Regions from separate parts of the Homo sapiens genome. Here region 2 is linked to region 1. The links are chromatin loops, found by intact Hi-C in ENCODE. Cell type or tissue: PC-3. All regions are shown on one strand.

Region 1 (2,500 bases):
CCTGAGCCAGCCAGACAGTGTGCTTGCCAGACACTGACCCCAGCCAAGATCAGATGCAGAGAGGGGACAGCAGGGCTGGAGGGAATGCTCAGGTTTGACCCAGACACACCTGGATTTGAACCCTGTCCTCACATTTCCCGGATGTGTCATTATACAGAGCTTTGGTTTTCTCATCTGCAAAGCAAACATAAAAATACCTGCCTTACAAGGTCGATTTGAAGACCAGAGGTTGGGTAAAGGTGGGGTGGGGAGAGGGACACCACTGTTTCAGGACCATACGCAATGTAATCACCTCATCCTCGTGGCAATCCAGGTGCTGGTATATTTGGCATTTTCATGTTACAGACGAGGAAAGTAAGGCTCAGGCAGATGAAGTAACTTGTCCAAGGCCACTCAGCGAGTAAGCATTGAAACCGGAAGCCCCGCCCCATTCTGCAGGCCTCCCCAGCCTGGCCCCGCTTCTCCCTCCCAGTGCTCCCTGTCTTTGTGGTGTCTGGGTGGGCTCCTCCCTGCTCGCCAGGTGATCACACAGTTCTGCTTCCCAGGTGGCTCGTTTTTCCTTCCTGGACCTGAAGCTCCTTGAGGACAGTGACAAGATCATAACTGTCTTCATAAAACACTGATCTGCCTGTTAATAGCTCCCCTTATTCTGAGGACTCCCCTGAAGGCAGCTCAGGTGCAGCAGTTTCCCTGCCAGGCCCTGCAGAGCCTGGGAGAATCTGCATCTTGTCCAGGCCTGTTTGCTTCTGGATGGAGCCTGCCTGGTTGCCCTCTGCCTCCTCGTGGAGGTCTCCACTGCTCAGACCTAGGCCCTGGGAGGCCCTGGGAGAAGAGTTGACCAATGGGAAGCAGGAGAAGGGGAGGGGATAAAAGCAAGGGGAAGCCGGACAGCAACGAAGAAGAGAGGTGGGAATAGTGCTTGTGCAAGGAGCAGGGTGCCCCGCCTGCCCTCAGAGCTCAGGCAGAGTCCCCACAGCAGGGGCTGGGGGTGGGGCTGGGGAGGAAGCCAGGCAGATACCACTGCCTCACAATTAGAACAGCACTGTGGCTCAGAAAACCATGATACCAAGAAGTGCCAGGAAGGCAGGGACCTACTGAGGAACAGCAGTGGCATGGCATGGGGGCAGCCTGTCAGCACCTCGGCCTGACTGCAGTTTAGGGGTGGGAATGAGGTGAGGTGTAAGCTGGAGATGGGGCATGGGCTGGTCCCGAGGATGGAAATGACTCAGGCCTCTTGGTGCCAAGCAGGAAAACCCAACCACAAGCAGCTTAAACATGATAATGGGCATTTATTGACTTGACCACCTAATAAGTCTGGGCTCAGCCAACTAGGTTCTCAAGTGACATCACCAGGTGCTAAAGCCCCGCCCACCCACTCATGGGCTGAGAGTGGGGAGAGCAGGTTCTGCTGAGCAGGAAAATAGCAAATATTCACCATGCAGGTTAGCAAAAAGAAAAAGAATAGAGAGGAACATGATTGGAGAGAAAGCTGAAAAGAAAAAGGGAGCAGGAGGAACAGGGAAAAACAAGAAGCGGGGAATCAGGCAAGGAGTTTCAAGACAGGTCATTGCAAAGGTTGGGAAAGAAAGAGAGAGGCTCCAGCAGATTTGCAGGGTTTATTGTAAATTTGGCAAGAGTTATACAGAAACCAAAAAGAACGTGTGGTTCTGCTCCTGGCCATGGTGCAGGCATTGCATCACCTTCAGCCTGGCTTTTGGCAAAGCTCACCTCCCACCCTGCCCCACCCTGCCTGTGGAGGTGAAGAGCAGCTGTTCTTGGTCGCTCACTTCCTAGTACCATCCATAGCTTGGCTCTGGGAATTCTCTCCTCAAAGCTCTAAGCAGATTCCACCAGTGTCTACAGGCTGTGGCCCAAAGCCGTGCAGCTGAGAGTGTGACGAAGTGGCTCCACACCTCCCGCTCCTGCTGAGCAGACACTGCCGCTTCACTGCCAGATCCAGGATCATCACCCTCCAGTTCATTCTGGGCAAAACCACCTGCCACCCATATGCACACTTGTCCTCATCCTAACATGGGCCCCATGGCTTTCACCACCCCAAACTTTGGCTCCTAACCCTTTGTTCAGAAAAACCTGGTTGCAGACCAAGATGCTTGATCTGTGAAGATGCAAGAAACTCTTATCACTGCTTTTGCCATAATCCCTCTTTCTTCTCTGTCTTTCGAAGCACGCTTGTTGGGTTGGAAAGCAAAACTAAATGGGAAGAACTAATATTTATTAAACTCTTGCCATGCACTGAGCTCTTTCTATAGTTTTCTAATCCTCTTTTTCCTTTTCTGCATTTGCTGTTTCTTAAATTGAGTATTGTTTTGTGCAAGACAAAATGTTTTCATTAAGAAATCCTCTTTGCTTGTGTTAGATAGGTTGCTGGCACCACACTGGCTGGTTCTGAGTGGAGGCGGGCATTCTCACTCAGCCATGGAGACCATAGGGCTCAGAGAGCTGACCTGGCTGCCCCAGGACACGGAGCAGTAAGAAATAG
Region 2 (2,500 bases), 240 kb after region 1:
TCCCCAACTCCACTCCAGAGGCTAATGTTGAAATATCTGCCGAAAGCAATGCCAAACCAATATCTCTGAAATATAGAGAAAGTTGGCTATTATAATTCTCTTCATGATTATATTTATAATTTTATGTATACATGAGAGACAGAGCAAATATTACACATGAAAAATAATACATTTTACTTAAAAACATGCTAAGGTCGGCCGGGCGTGGTGGCTCACGTCTGTAATCCCAGCACTTTGGGAGGCCGAGGCAGGCGGATCACGAGGTCAGGAGATCGAGACCATCCTGGATAATATGGTGAAACCCTGTCTCTACTAAAAACACAAAAAAATTACCTGAGAGTGGTGGTGGACACCTGTAGTCCCAGCTACTTGGGAGGCTGAGGCAGGAGAATGGTGTGAACCCAGGAGGCAGAGCTTGCAGTGAGCCGAGATCCTGCCACTGCACTCCAGCCTGGGCAACAGAGTGAGATGCCATCTCAAAACAAACAAACAAACAAACAAACAAACAAACCATGTTAAGGTCTACAAGGTCTACAACTTAGTCATTTCTTAACTATACGACGTTGGGTGGGCCACTTACTTAGTTTCTCATTATTTTGGTTTTCTTTCTTGAAAAGTGAAGAATTGTTTTCTTCACAATTATCTCATAATTGTTTTCTAAAAACATAAAACACAAGAAACATTGCCTGGCATTGAGTAAATTATTAGTTTTTAGTATTAGTACTGATTCACATTTTTCCTACTGAAAATTAGATAATGACTCCTCATATTCTGCATGATTTTATAGGATATAAATTTAGATACAAATCAAGACATATTTGAAATAACGTTCTATACATTCAACCTCACATTTAGTGGATGAAACCCCACATTTCTCTCTGATAGCGTAAGTGACATTCACATCCTGTTTTGCCTCATTATTGAACACAGTCTTACCTAATTTTCTAGATGTCATAATTTATTTACTGTTGTCTCGTTTTCATGGTGGTGTGTATACTGCATATTTTGAGACACAGTACATTTAATTGAGTTATTTTCTCGCTCAAAAATAAAACTAGTTCCACATCCATTGAATCTTCAGTTTAAACTTAGAATCTAAAATAAAAAAACTCTTCTATGGCAATGATCATAAACTGGTAAACTGATATCTCATGGGTTGGATTAAGGCTGATTGACAGAATGACCTTGCAGGGCCATGTGTGTGCATGTTTACTCACCTTAAAATAAAAGAATTTTCTGTATGGGTTTATTTTACTAAGATTAGTGAGCATTTTAAATGAGTCAGGTGCTTCTGATTCATCATCTACGTCCCTGCCCAGTCTCTCTGTACTCACAAATCAGTCTGAGTGATGTAATATCATTTGAAGGTAGACTGTGGTAAGTTAAAGCTGCATATTATGAACTATGAAGTAACTACCAAAATAAAAAGTTACACCTAAAACTTAATAAAGAAAAAAATAGGATCATAAAAATCAACATAAAGCAGAAAAAAATATGCACCAGAAAAGCATATGATAAAATAGAAAAGAAATAGTGAGATGTTAGATTTAAAACCAACAATACAATAATTATTTTGGAAGAGTAGATGAAATATAAATTCGAGGCTACCAATTTATTAAGTGGATTTTGAGGACAGTCACTGTATTCTTAAGAAAGTTCTATTAATTTTGCAAATACTTTGAGGGGTATAAAAATATGGATATAATAAATTGCACACTAAAGACAATAAGTGATGATTAAGTACTTTATCACAGATGCTACATATTTCCCAAATCCAGTAGAAATGTAATCAATTTGTTTGACAGAATTTCAGTCTTTCTATTAACAGTCTTTCAGATCAAAATTAAAGAAAATCATATTGTGTACTTGAGCGATGTCCTTTATAGAGTCTTCATGCTCGGTCATAGGCTCAATTGCATGTGTCTGATAAGAATTATAAATAATATGACAGTTATTTCAGTTAATATGTTCTGTTAATCTATTTCAATTCAGAAAAAAACTAACCTATTTAGTTTTAGGATCTAATATATGTGAACAAATTTGGGAGGATTTCTTTAATAATCTATATGCATTCTTTGTTTTACATTCTTTCAAGCAAACATATGACATGGACAAATATGTGCAAACAGAAAATCACTGCAGTATATTAGAGTGGAAATGCAATGGCAGAATTATTTTTCAGTAAGTTATTGGGTAAAATATTTGAGTCATGCTGAGTACAAAATATTTTGTTAAGGCTAATTAGGTTGCAGATTATAAAATGCCCTAATAGTACCGATAAACTAGACTCACCTTTCTCAAAAGAAAGTGACTAATAATATTTTGTTGCTGAGTTAAACAGAATAAATGTCTAAGAACTTAGCCATAAGGCTGAGATTTTAATTAGATATTAAGGTGTTCAGGTTAATGTAAATCAGATTTGCCTTTCTAGATAAAGAATCCAGATTGACAGTGGCATTAACATTGTCATTAAATCTTAAATAAACACTAATTTTCCATT

What was found. Peaks named below come from ENCODE experiments on the same cell type or tissue, not always from the same donor. Only the 100,000 strongest peaks of a DNase experiment are listed, where the experiment ranks them.
Region 2: a loop joins it to region 1, with 4 times the contacts of the local background. A loop is called at or near these places in 1 of 110 quality-filtered maps.

The regions. Positions count from the first base shown.
Region 1 is chr18:14,973,552-14,976,051 of GRCh38, reverse strand. LINC01443 (long intergenic non-protein coding RNA 1443) reads right to left here. Exons shown (of 4, transcript NR_104164.1): 4 at 2,296-2,500. Among named protein-coding and RNA genes, the nearest start is that of LINC01444, 4.3 kb to the right of the region's middle. In PC-3, no CTCF peak of the experiment used is centred here; a DNase peak (open chromatin) is centred at 1,271; H3K27ac peaks cover 2,500 bases.
Region 2 is chr18:14,738,044-14,740,543 of GRCh38, reverse strand. The region is part of intron 1 of LOC105372007 (a long non-coding RNA gene); the gene reads left to right. Among named protein-coding and RNA genes, the nearest start is that of ANKRD30B, 8.9 kb to the left of the region's middle. In PC-3, no CTCF peak of the experiment used is centred here; a DNase peak (open chromatin) is centred at 1,283.